2 separate regions of the Homo sapiens genome follow, and region 1 is linked to region 2. The links are chromatin contacts, found by Hi-C or POLR2A ChIA-PET in ENCODE. All regions are on one chromosome and are shown on one strand. Each heading gives the region's core, a stretch centred on a gene start or an enhancer-like site at or near the end of the contact. The rest is flanking DNA. Distances are from core to core; before and after follow the strand shown. Region 1 has its middle 270 kb from the start of FAM76B. Region 2 has its middle 220 kb from the start of SESN3.

What was found. A loop is a pair of places that touch in the nucleus more often than their neighbours do. ChIA-PET counts read pairs that join two places held with the same protein, here RNA polymerase II (POLR2A). Pooled maps may share reads with other maps.
Region 1: a loop to region 2 is called in a map of mammary epithelial cell, with 4 times the contacts of the local background. The contact joins two enhancer-like sites. A Hi-C loop is called at or near these places in 2 of 168 maps with a recorded cell type or tissue (HCT116 and mammary epithelial cell) and 1 of 50 pooled maps. POLR2A ChIA-PET finds 5 or more read pairs at or near these places in 5 of 52 experiments (GM12878, MCF 10A, OCI-LY7 and 2 more).

Annotation. Positions count from the first base shown.
Region 1 is chr11:95,519,548-95,527,044 of GRCh38, reverse strand. No RefSeq gene overlaps it. Among named protein-coding and RNA genes, the nearest start is that of FAM76B, 270 kb to the left of the region's middle. Within about 2 kb of position 5,729, at least 2 of the 41 ENCODE cell types and tissues checked have a DNase peak (open chromatin) inside an H3K27ac peak, as active enhancers do; they include mammary epithelial cell, where a contact is called at or near this core.
Region 2 is chr11:95,450,847-95,457,435 of GRCh38, reverse strand. No RefSeq gene overlaps it. Among named protein-coding and RNA genes, the nearest start is that of SESN3, 220 kb to the right of the region's middle. Within about 2 kb of position 3,600, at least 9 of the 41 ENCODE cell types and tissues checked have a DNase peak (open chromatin) inside an H3K27ac peak, as active enhancers do; they include mammary epithelial cell, where a contact is called at or near this core.

The DNA.
Region 1 (7,497 bases), core at 4,480-6,979, 67 kb before region 2:
TTGTTTCCTAGGCAAAATATCTGGTAAAGGCTAGTCCAAGAACATTTTGGAATCTTGCCATTTTCTGTGCTAATGTGGACCAAGTCATTCTTCAGTCCTTTGTAGAAGGGGTCAGTGGGAACTAGGGTAAAGCAAGAGAGGCACTAGCTTTGGGCACAAAATATAAAGGGGCACCTTAAATCAAAATCTAAATTAATACTCTATGACGAACATAAGTAAAGGTATGATCAGTACTACAGATGTTTCCTTTTGCCTTACATTCCAATGGCATGGCATGGCACTGCAGAGGGGTGAACATATGGTGGTACCCTGACATGCAGCTAGAAAGGAGAGGAAGCTGAGTCCCACCAGCAGAGACGCTGAGAAAACAAATTCAGATAATGAATGCTGGCTTCTAAAGGCTGACTAGAGCCAGATCTACCCACAGATGTCATCCTAGTAAGGAGGACTCTTCCCAAACCTTCACCCCTCTAGTGTTCACATCAGAAGCAACATTCAGACATACTGGAATGTCTACCTGGAACCTCCAAGTGCCAACGTACTCCCATTACATTCTTCTAACCTTCCCCAGAAGTGACCCAATGTCTTCGAGGTCTGAGTGCGCACTTGAGCATGTGTAGCCCTTTGATCCCGGGTTCCGTTTTCCTCTCGAAGCTAAAAAAAGTACAGAATTCTGAAAAAAGGATATTCTTTCAAGCTTTAACCCATTCCAGAAAACAGGGCTGGAGCTGGCTTGGAGACTATTTACCCAAGATAATAAATGGAAGGAAGAGATCTAGATTCTGTAACCAGTGCTCAGTGTTTTACACTAACAGGAGGGGAGGGGTGGGAGTGGGAAAAGCAGTTCCACAGAGATTCTGAAATTCCCAACTGTGCCAGAAATTTTTTTTTTAATTTCTCTTCTTTTTGTCCAACTTTTCTATTGAATTTGATGATGACAGGTAGCAAAGAACCCTGCTTCGTTAGTATTTGCCCTCCCCAATGTCAAGAAACCTTTTTAACCTCTTGATCTCTCAATCTGTCATTCTCACATCTCAACTCAAAAGCTGAACCCTTTATGAAGGCTGCCTTGATTAACCACAATTTGAATTATTTCCTCCTTTCTTGGTGCTCACATAGCACATTTCTTGGATATGCTAAATCATCTATTTATCTCTGCTTTGGATTATGGTTATGCTTGACTGCTTTTTAATGGCTGAACTTGGGCAATTTGCTTAATCTCTCCTGCCCCCATTTTCTTATTTGTAAATGGGAATAATGATTATTTTGCCAGGTTATTATAAAAGACCTTGACTCAAATTGCAAATTTACCAGTTTCCAATTCTGCTTTGGAGATATTATTTAATTTCTCTGCTATTTAATCCATTTTATTTATCTGTGAAATGAAAATAAAAGTTGCATCTACCACAGAGGTTCTTATGAAAACTGAGAAATAATCCACAAAAAGTAAAAAATAATAGCTGTTATCATTTTATTCTTGTAACTTTTGTTTTCTTGATCAGACTATAAAATCTTAAAGGGGAAAAAACCTTATTCACCTTCTTATCATAGATAATCTTAGCTGATGGCCAGTAAATTTGTAAGACACGAATATTTTCTGTACTTCTTCTATCTCAATTAGTTTATACTGTTTGTAAGGGCTTTATCATGTTCAGCTTTGTATTGGAGTTTATTAATGTATCTTATCTGTCCTTCTCCTTTGCAAAGTGCTTTCTGAAACATCACTCAAAAAATACCATGTAAGTAAATGGAATAATACCAACCACGTAAGTTAATGGAAAAATACCACGTAAGTAAATGGAATAATACCAAAAAAATCAAAGGTTCTTCATAGCATAGAGTCAGGATATCTCTCTTGATAACTGACTAAAATGTTGCATTTAAGATTGACAAATTCAATTCTCCTTCTTGAGAAGTGATCCTTTAAAAATTTGAAATCACCAAAGGAGCAAATTATGAGCAGAAGCCCTTTTCTTGCGTTACATGACATACGTCCTTATGTTGCACTGACTAGGCCATGTGCAAGCCACATCTTGTGACCACCATAGTCCCTGTCCTCTCCATCTAAAGAAACAAAGCAGGCAGTTAGAAACAGGTTTCTTTTTTGTTTCAAATGATGTCATTCAGGTCCAGCACCAGGGATCTGCTGTCTGTTCTCATTTTTTCTGTGCTGAGAAGCTCTCTTGGCTCTCTCTTGACATTGGCACAACAGAGGCTGAGAGCTGGGAGGGAGATTGAAAGGGCTGATATACCACCAGCTCTAAAAACACATGACAGCAGAAAGCCAGGCTATTACTAATGCTGATCAGCTCAGAGGCAATGCAATCAAAACCTTCAATTACACCTGGGTGATTTAATCAACTCCCTGTCAAACTCAGGCTGGAACTCCTCTGGTACTGTACAAATACAGTAATTACCATGCCAGCTTGCAATAAGATATCATTTCAGAGGATTAGAAAACACATTCTGTTGTCAATTACCAACAGCCAATTTATAGGCCCCGAAACAAACAATATTTTTTAATTGCTGCCTTTGTGTCATTATCACAAAATTACTTCTGTTATGAGGCATTAAATCATCTCAGCGATGTTGATAGTGGGGGCGGGGGGAGATTAAAAAGTTTTCACTCTGTTCTTTCCTGACAAAATGGGAATAGAAGCATAAAACTTGTATCCCGCTGTGTTGAATTTTGTAATGAAAAACAATCAAAAAACCCCAGAGATTCTCAACTACGCAAACAATCATAAACAAATCTTGAAGCTACATGAGCAGATCAGAGAGCAGGAAGTCAGGAGTCAGATTTATTTTGACTTGTACTTTTTCTGTATCCCTGGCCTCATTTTTCCATATGCCTATCTTCCAAGCCTTATTTTTTTAGAGGTATTTATTCCTTTTGAAAGTGTGTTTCAGGTCTACTGCCATACCACCCTGAAAGCACCCGATCTCGTCTGATCTCCGGAGCTAAGTAGGGTTGGTCCTGGTTAGTACTTGGATGAAAGTGTGTTTCAGTTGATCCCAAATGTGGCAACTGTCACTGGAGATGTGCAGATTTGAATTCTTTCTACTTTACCCACCCCCTCCCAAGCCCATGTATTCAGACCAAAGAATTGGGCCTTGCCGGCGCCACTCAGCTCCTTCACAATGTTCCTAGGATTCATCTTTTCCTGATGCAAAGGGAACACCGGACCCACCCCTGCTGATTCCTTCAACCTACCCCATTCTAGCCCAAATATATCTTGCTTGAGTTAGTTTAAAATGGAGGCACTTTTATTTTACCAGACAGCAGAGTGTAGGAAAAATGTTTTTAGTGTTTATTATTGCTATTACTTACTACTAATAATAGCAACACTCGACAGCACATAAAATGTCCCAAACATTGTTCTAAATGCTTTATAAATATTATATTAACCCTATAAAGTACATATGGTTATGTTCCCACTTCACAAATGAGGAGTGATGCATTGAATGGTTGAAGTTTTTGGCTGCAGTGATATAGTGGAAAGGACATTGGATATGTCTCAGGAAGAACTGGACTTGAATCTCAACACTGCCACTTAGTAGTTGTGTCACAGTCAGCCAATTATATACCCACTCTTAGCTTTATTTTCCTTATCTTCGAAAAGGAGAAAATAGTAACGATAATGTTTATTAGGAATGCCATGCATTCTTTTACATGTTCTACATTATTTAATCATCACAATGACTCTGTTGGGTAAAAACTAAACAGTTATTTTATAGATGATGAAGCTGAGGCGTAAAGAAGTAGAGTAACTTGGTCAAAGTTACACAGCAAGGAAGTGTTAGAGTTCCTAAAGTCCCTCTCTTAACCATTACCCTACACTGCCTCTTCAGTGAGCCGTTTCCCTTCTAATATCGACTATCTCTTGGTAAGTCCTCTTTGTTAACATCCAGATCTAGATCCCTAATTTCCTACTATGCATCACCACTTGGACAGTGTCCCAGCCATCTCAAAGTCCACATGTCCTAACTTGAAGCTACTATTATCTAGGCCTGCTCAGTCTTCATTACTTTCTCTTTCCTGGAATGAATACCTCCCATCTCCATCTTCCTGGTTGTCCAAGCCAAAGACTTAAACATGCTCCTTGGCCAACACCTCTCAGTTGGATAATTGCTATGGTCGACGATTGGTACCTCTGATTCTAATCATGCCACTTTCAATTACACATAGATACCTCACCAGCCACTCTCTGCTCCTGGTCTATCAGTGAATTAGAAATTATCATCGAGATAAACTCTATCATCTAAAGTCCCTGCAGACCACTTTGCTTCCTTACAAGTAATGGCTTTATCTTTTCTTCAAGTTTCTACATTCTCCTTTCTGGTTTGGTCTCACAAACCAAGGTGGTATATTTGGTTCCCCCAGGATTGTATGCTTTTCCTCATGGTCTGCTTTCCTCCCTTAAATTTAGGAGGTATTCAAAGGAGAAAAACATTTCTGTGATCCACCTTGGCATATATTCTGACTTACTTAGACACTATCCAATTAGGGGTTGAAAGTGTTAAAAAAAAAAGTAGGAAATTTCAAAGATTTGCATCAGAATGAATGAACCATAGAATTTTAAACCTGGAAAACATCATATAGCTCAGCTGGTCAAACCCACTCATCCCTTGGAAGAGGAAAAGTGACACTAAGGTTAGGCTGGGATGAACGTGATAGGTGAAGTTGGTGGGATGTCAAAGTTCCTCAAAACCACACGAACACGTACATAGCAAGGAAGCTGAGTCCTAACTCCCTGCAGCTCACAGCCCAGGGCTCTGCTTTTGAGACACATCTTCTCTCAGTAAAGGCATAGATCTCGGTGCTCTCTGCCTGACTATTGTTTCCTGGTCCTTTCCAAGTGGAGAGTTATTTCCCAAATGGTATTCCTCAAGATATCCTATGGAAACAACAAAATTTATTCCGTGGTTAGGTATCATTGTTAAATTGCCTATGACATCCCCTTCTGAGAAAGACAAATTGAACATTGGCATGTTAAAAATTGCGCAATATAGAATGATGTTAATTTTTAAAAAATACCTAATTTCTCAAACTTACGGACCATAGATTCCCCACTCTGTTTTGGGATTTAGTATTAATCAAAATCTCATGAAATTAAAATGAAAGAGACGGTGATGATTTAGTCACTAGTCACATTTCAGGTGCACAGTAGCTACATGTGGTTGGTGACCACTCAATTGGACAATACAGACTTAGATAATTAAGCCAATTAAACTAATACTTAAATGATAAAACTCATAGCACTATTTTGCTACTACTTCCATATAGTGATTTTGCCTATTCGCAGTTCCTTCAATGCCAGGCCCCAAAGAAGGAATTATCATGGAAGATAATTCAGGCACTGTGCCATGCTGGAAATATTTTGAATAGAGCCTGTGGGTGAATCGTAAAACTGTAACAGGTAGATCCCCAACAAACACATGGATCTGGGACACCCCTCCCGGGATATTTATGTTTAAAAGGAGTGTCTTATCTTCTCACCCCCAGTTCCTAGAATCTGCCCTGGTTACTGGTTGTGCAAATAGCTGGCTCCATCCGTCATGTTAATGCCATACCAAGGAGTTGGCAAGAGCAAAACGTGCTACTTCTTGCCTCAGGATGATAGAACTTAGATTTGCCACCATGGCATCTGGCCAATTCTGTGAAGGATGCCCTTGAAAGTGCTCCTCCCCACAGAGAAGGAATGAAAGAGAACAAAAATAAATAGCACTAGGTGGACTCATAAAACTTGTCAAAATCTCTCAAGCATGGCATATTTGATGATTCATGGGGTTTGCAAAGCATTACCAGATTAAAACAAGGAATGTCATGCAGAGCCGTCATTCTATGGCTTCAGAACCCTGCATGGCAACAAAATCCTAATATTGGAAGTGTTGGTTAGGGGAACGGTGTGTACCTTCCTCACCACCCACACCATTCTAAGGCAGGACAATGCTCATCAGCAGAGCAGTGATAGTTACCAGTTTTCCTTTATTCTTTATCCAGAGACAAAGACTTTACACACTTCCTCTGGAAATTTGTTGAGAAATAATTTGCTCAAATTTCTCTCCCTGAAGATTGAGCCCATTTCCTCTCATGCAGTCATCAGCGGGAAGGGAGAAGCACAGATTCATCATCCCACTTATTCTAACCCTTCACAATTTCAGAGACAGTTGTGATAAAGCAATTTTCCTAGGGCTGTCTCTTTTCTGTAATTTTAATGTTAACCCCTTTATTCACACACAGTTAAAATACACTGCATTTCCACTCTCTGCACATTCTCACTCAATATGATACCTTCGCTTTTCTGATCTGTGACCGGCCATTGCACTTAATTAACCAACGGAAAACAATAGGGCCTTTTCGTACCCAGGCGTTGGACTGAGATGATTCTTGGAGAGACAGATTAATCAGCCCATGAATTCAGCCTAATCAGCTGCTAGAGAAAGACTTAACACTCTGATGATTCCATGGCTGCCACATGGAGAGTTTATTATTAATTTACAACTGCATGCCTGACTATGAAGTCAGTGGGTGAAGCCTCTTCTGTGATTGCAACGCTTACAGCCAAACCCCTCACCCACAACCATTTTTTACAATGTTATTTTAAAAAGATTTTCTATTTTCCTTTCCTTTTAACAAATATTTATTGCATGTCTACAATATGCCAGGCACCGTAGTAGGCGCTGGAGAGAAAATAATGAACAAAACAGAGTCTCTGCCATTGATTATAGCCTACTGAAGGACATAGAGAGTAACAAAAGATCACAAATCTATTATGTGTATATACTAAGGGATTAGACCTAGTAAGGACTAACGGTAGAGGTCACGAAAAGCTTTCTCAAAGAAATACTTAGCTGAGATCTGAAGGAGAAGAAGCTAATTAAGTAAAGGGGAACGGGTTCACTGAAAAATGAAACAAACTGTGCAAAGGCCCTGTGGTGGGGAGTGGCATGGTGTGATAATACAAGATCACTGAAGTCCACATGCAGCAAGGAAAGGGAGACATTGCAAGTCCTTTGAATCCGTCTAAGGATTTTGGTCTTAAACCCATGAGTAATGTGAAGCCATTGACATTTTTTAGGCAATAGGAGGCCAATGGAATGCTTTATACTAAAATAGAAATTGACCATGCCCTTTTTCAACTCCAAACTGTTAATGACTTATTATAGCCCACATAATGAACTTTCAACTTATTACTGCCATATTAAAATCCTCTGTATTCTGTCCCCAGACTTTTTCCCTGCCTCGTATTCCCTGGTACTTTCCTACTTGCCTTCATACACAGTGGACCCTAGGTCTTAGCCATATTGTTCACTGAACTTGCCACATACCTCTGGAACTCTGTGCCTTTGCTTACATTGTATCTTCAGCCCAAGATGAATGTACTGCATGCCCTTTGAAGGCAGGAATGATGTCCTATTCACACATGTCCTTGGTGCCTAGAACACCTTGGTGCCTAGACACATAATGGAATCTTAATAAATGTTGGTAGAATG
Region 2 (6,589 bases), core at 2,351-4,850:
ATGTTTAAAAGATACTACAAATATCACTCTTGCTGGCATGTCATTTAAGCAGGTCTCCAAGGAAGTAAGGCCAGAAGCCATGGGGGTATGTGGAGCAAAGTATTCCAGGCAGAGGAAACATCAAATGCAATGGCCCAGAGGCTGGAGCGTGCTTGGTGTAGTCCAGGAAGAGCAAGAGGCCGCTGTGGCTCCAGCGTGGTGACCAAGCCTTCCGGAATGTAGCAGATAAAGTCAGAGTTGTAAGGGGAGTTGTGGATCACATAAGGCCTTATAGGCCATTTATATCCATTATTTCTTGCCACAATAATTCTGTATTTAAAAAAAAATCAAGCGGCTTAAATCAATAAGCATCTTCTACTGCTCATAAGACTATCTATGGTTCAGCTGAACTCTGATGATCTTGACAAGGCTCAGCTTACCTCAGCTGGTCTTGCACATTGAGGATCAGGTGTTGGCTTGGCTCAAAGCTGGCTAGTCCGGGGTGGTCTCATTCCCATATCTGACTGTTGACTGGCTGCCAGCTAGGACATGTGACTAGACCACATGTCTCTCATCATCCTGAAGGCTGGCCCAGGCTTGTTTACATGGGGACGGCAGGGTTCCAAGATGCCCAGAGGTGGCACATTGTCATTTATGCTGCATTCTGCAGGTCAAAGAAAATCACAGGGCCTGCCCAGATTCAAGGGGTGAGGAATAGACTCCACCTTTTGCTGGGAGGGGCTATACAGTGGCTTTGCAAGGGAGGCAGATACAGGAAGGGGTGGATAATTGCAGCTGTTTATGCAATCAATTTACTCACCATTGTAAAGACTTTGACTTTTATCCCAAGTATTAAAGGATGCCATTAAAATTTGGAGGAAAAGTGGGTTGTCATATGATTCGCTTTACATGTAAAGTGATTCCTCTGGCAATTGTGTTGAGCATAGACTATAGGGGGTAGGGACAGAGGCAGGGACACAGGTTAGGAAGTGTTGTGACAAACTGGGAGGGAGAATGGTGACCTGGGAAGTGATGCTAGTGGTGGAGTTGATAAGAAGTAGCATATTTTGGATTAGGTTACAGTTGAGCCAATGACTTATGTGTTAATTAGAGAAAGAGAGGTGTCAAGGATGGCTCTAGGGCTTTTGGCCTGTGCAGCTAGTAAAGTAGAGTGGCCATCAACTGAAATGGAGAAAGTGATGGGCAAAGTAGGCTTGTGAGGAAAAACTCAGAGCTTCTTTTGGACATACAGAACTTCATATATCTATTAAACATCAAAGTGGCAATGTCGGTTACGCAGTTAGACATGCTAGCCTGGATTTGGGATGGAGAAATAAATGTGGGAGTTGTTGGCATGTGGATGGTGTTTAAAGGCATGAGAGCAAATGAAATCACCGAGGGAGAGAGGGTAGTTCGGGAAGAAAAGAAGACAAAGGACTGAGTCCTGGAGCCCTCCAATGTGAAGAGGAAAAAGCTTCAAAGCCTCTGAGCAGCAACAACCAATGAGATTGAGGGAAAGGCAAGAGGTGTGGTATTGTGGAAGCCATGTGTGGAAGGCACATGAAAGAGGAGTAGCTGCATGACCACCACATTGAGCTTCCGGCTGAGGAATTCTTGGAAGACGGAGGGCTCTGGGTGCTTCTCTGGAATGAAGATACGTCTTTCCTCAATCTTATGTATATTAATAGAAAAACATATGGTCTTAATCTTTGCCAGAGGATGTCCATGAAAAACAGGGAAGTTGATCTGCTGCAGAGGAGGGGCCCTTTCACGTCCTTTTGCTAGAATTCTCCACGGGGCTGTTTCCAGCTCCCAGGACAGGAACCTCAGCCCCACTGCTGTGCAGCAGCCTGTGCTTCTCCACAGGAAAGAGAAGCACCACTGCTTGGAATGTTGTAGACACCAGGAAATGTTGGGTAAAGAGCAAGGGAATGAATGAAGGAATGAATGAGTAAATCAAGAGTAACCATGGTTAGAAGCTGTGGTTTACAAAAGAGAAAATGAAATAAACCAGGCAAATATTGGGGCCTGAGAAAGAAAAAAAAATGTGGGTGGCTTGAAGTAAAAAGTTTTCTGTAAGATTTGCATTGTTCACCACCAAGGCCTCTACCCGCTGAGACCTTCTCACCCTCTACCCCACCCTCAGAGACCCAGCTCCCCATTCCCTGTCCTAACTCTGCAAGAGTTCCTGGTTCTTCCTGAGAGGTAGATGGTCATTAAACATGGGGGAAAACAACCTAGATTTAAAGTGCAGAAATCAGCTGGATTATAATCTGAGTTTCATGAGATCGTTGTGAAGATTTTTCTACAATGAGGTTTATGAAAACATCTTGTAAACTCTAAAGTGCTATCCAAATGGAAGGACATGTATTTATTTTCCAGAGGTTAGCACAGGAAATATTCACTGTCAAATAGTGTCAGAAGGGAAAAGAGAGAGCTAAAAGATAGCTTCACACCAAGGGAAATGCAAGGTGGAGGCATAGACTTAGGAGAAAGGTAGCAAAGTCAAAAGAGAAGAGCTAGTTGCAAGACTGCAGCCATAAATTGTGTTGGGATAATGCCTTTACTCCCAACTCTTTAGTGAACTCACTGCATTGATGAGATTTGTGGCTCAAGTGGATTTGATTTACCCCCAAGTAAATTGGCAGCTTTGAGGTAGATGACATGCGATAAGGGAGGCCACGTAGTCTCAGGAGTGGAAGCTCTGAGAATGCTTAGGAAGTGAGGCTGGGAGACAGTATAGCAAAGAGCTTTTGATGGACACTCACTGTGAAGTAGAATTCAGGCCAAAGAGTAGGAGAATCTCTGAGGGGAAAGCAAGCCTAGAGCGGAATTTAAGTCACACACTTGTATACAGTAGGGAGTGAAAGATTTGGTATATATAATAGATGCTGTAGGACCTCAAATGAGATGACTAGAGTAATATCTAGAAGGGATTCATTGAAGAAACACTTTCTCATTTTCTACCTTCTCTCCTATGCCCCTAAATCTATTACCATCTTTGTTTCCCTGTCATCCTCTCTCTTTTCCTTTTGTCCTGCCTGTGCCTGAAGGTGTCTATGGTTTTAAAGATTGAGTCTAAACAGCGGTCTCACCAACGCCCTCCCTGGGTCACTCCCCTCCTTTGCCAGAGCCGGCATTGGCACTGCTGGGAAAGAACTCTGCGCAATGCAAGGCAGACTGCATGGACTCGTGCCTGACCCTATCCCCACCCCATTCCCATGCCATACTATTCACCCTGTCAGACAAAAAGGAAAAATGCTGGCACCATGCAGATGATCCAGAACAATGTCCACAGTTTCCAATATAAACTGTGCAGCTCAGGGCTCCCACCCTGCCGAGCGTCCAGTAACTTTTGCTGAGCCATCCAAGCCCAAGGGAAAATAACCCACTGTGAAAGAACAAAGGCAGCCTTAGCTCAGGCCTGTCCCCACCAGTCAGGAGAGGCAGGCGACAGCACCTCTGGGCCAGTGCGGTCCCTGGAGGGCGGCCAAACAGGCTGTTCTGAGCATGACAAGGCAAGGGAGGGGCCCAAGAGGCCCCAGTCAATGAGAAATAGATCTGCCTGAGAAATAATAATGAATGAAAAGGCGCAGTGACAAAGCCTTGCCTCCGAGCTGGTTTGGCACACCCTCAGATCTAATGATATGTTCAGAAAGAAAAATCCACAGGCAAGATTTGGAATCCTTTAAGCCAACTAGTCATCCACAAACAGGCCCAATGATCTTGGTTTTACCAGCAGGCATTCCAAGAAAGGGCTCTTGGGCCTGACAGCTGTCCTTCTTCAACAGGCTCAGCACTTGTCAGTGCTGGAATGTGAAATAGCCTATTTGGGAGCAGAGGGATGGACTAGATGAACCTATGAGCTCACGTAATTCCAGGTCAAACAGGCAGTGAGAATGAGACTAGTACCTGTGACTGTGAAAAGACATACTGGTGAGGGAATAGAAGCAAAGATCAGAAGGAGGGGTCAGGAGGAGCAGGGTCTTTTTCAGTTCTCAAATATTTGCTGAGCTTTCCTTGAGACTTGAGAGCTGAGCACAGTGAGGTTAGGGGACAAAAATAACAGATGCCACCCCACTCTCAGAGTGCTTATGAGATTATCTACCTAAAAGTGCCTTAAAAAACATTTTAAGGGGGTCAGAGAGTATTATTGTCATTACCAAAGATGCCTGGAGATCATCTGACTCTGGATCCAAGTCTGATAGCTTGGTGGAGCTGCTTGGAAGTGGGTATTGAGTTTGTGAAGGCTTGCGTGGGTTCAGGCTCAGCAAAAGGAATGCGTTGATTCATTAGTGCTGTTTGTAATGGATAGAAGGGAATGCTACATATCCAATGACCTGAGTTCCAATCTAATTTGGCCTATTTTACAAATAAAACAGCTGAGTTCCGGGAAGAGGAGATGGCAAAGTTGAACAAAATGGGCACTAGATTGTCACAGCTAAGCCTTCGCTCACCCTGCCCTGGGAGAGCAGGACAGATGAGCAAACTCCAGGAGATGCCGGCGATGCCACACAATCGCACAATCGTAGGGAGGAAGAGAGAAAGGAAGGGAGGGGCTGGGAAGGCTTCTAGAGGCCACAAAGCAGCACCATGTAAACACATACGTGGTTTCCAATGAAACAACAGCTCCCACTTAACCCTCCTTCTCTTTTCCTGACCATGGAAGGTTGAGGTTAGGTTGCCAGGAAAGTGGCAAAACTTTCCCATAGATCCTACCCTGGGTTGAACTTTGAAAGAGTATTATAGATTTCTTAAGAAGTGAAGTGTTACAGGCCACAGTTTATGATGATTAGGTGAGAGTTAAAGCACACATTTTATTCTACATCATAATAGAGCTAGTTGTATACCAGTCCCTCTTTGTGAAATTAAAGATTTCATGAAGATATTATCCCTGCATTACCCAGCAACTAATAAAATTGTATAAAGAGTAGGCATACAGTGAATATTTATGAATTAGACAAATAAATGAAGACATTATTAATATCATTTTTAGGGAATCCAAAGATTAGCAGTTAATCTTCCAGCCAGGAGAGAAAACAAAAACACACTTGTAGTATTAAGTTTATTAAATTATGGAACTGCTCACTCAGCCATTCCAGCCAAGGAGCAAATAATCATAATCATAATCACTAACATTTATTGAAGAATTACCATGTGTTTTATGAGAATAAATACGTCAGGACAGATTAATTGTTTTAACAAGCAATTCTAAAATATCAGTAGTTAAACCATAATCCAATACAGATTGAGAGGGGCAGAGCGGGGAGTGCTATGCTCCAGTCATTCAAGGACCCAGGCTCCTTCCATACAGTGGCTCTGCCTTCTCTGAACCCTAGAGTTCTCTTCTGGATCCTCTGAATCTACCAGTAGATGAGGAAAGAGAGGGTATAGAGGATTATAAGGAAGGTTTTGGGGATAAGCCTTCGATAATGTAGCCTATATCTCTTCTATCCACATTCCATTCATCAGAGCTTAGTCACAAAGCCTCACTTAGATGCAAGGAAGTTGGGAAATGTAGTCTATTGGTGACTCATGAAGAAAAGGGAAAAGGTTGTTGGGTATCTAGCAAGTCTCAGCCACAAAGCATTATCTCATTTAGTGCTCAAGACAGCCTGATAAGGCAGATGTGATTTTTATTCCCATTTTGCAGATGAGAAACTTGAGGCTCAGAAATTAAAATAATTCCCAATATCACACATCTAATAAATGACAGAATTGAAAGTTGGTCCTAGATCTGACTCTAAAGCATATATTCTAGACCCACTAAGTTATGGACCTTCATAACTGAGGTTTTTCTCTTTTCCTTCCTATTTTTCTCTTTTCCTTCCTCACTACACAGACTCTCACCATGTTGATTTTGGCTCTCCTGGATCTAAACTGCTGATAATACTTAGCTATTTGGCATCAGAATATACATTATCTTATCTATTTTCCATTGCACTTCCATGTGGTAGGTATTATTAGCTCTATTTTACCAGAGAGGAAGCTGAGATTGGATGGGTTACATAACTTGGCCAAGATCAAACAGCTAATGAGAGGCACATTTGAACATAGTTGAATGCTGTACTGTGTCTTGCTCCTTGGCCTGGAACTTTGGAAGGCCTTTCCCTAAAAAATGTTTTTAATGACAAAAAATAAAATTGAATCCTAAAAAATGCAACAATCCACTTTCCCACAGAGCATCCCAGAGTGGTTGGCATCTGCAAGGTCAGAGGCCTCAAAACTGAGGTCAGACAAGCTTTTGATTCTTCAGGTCTGAATCCGTCCACAAGGTGGGAATATCAAATAAATTTTTCAGCTTCTGACCTTATTAATTGTAATTAGACTGGCATATCAATGCTTAAAGAGGTTCTTCCCAGCCGAAACCGTCCAGGAAATGAAGAGTCAGATAAATAACAAGGCTGACGCAAGGCTAGGGAAATACTCCAGACTCAACTAGGGGGTGGTCTCTCCAAGCCAACAGCATTATTCATGGCTGGGTCACTGGGTGCTGATGAGGAATCAACAGCTAGAGCAAGATTTGCCTGCTGGGCTCTCTTCTTTCCTCTCCCATCCTCACCCCTATCCTGACCTGCCTACCCTCCTCTCTCCTTGAACTATCCACTTG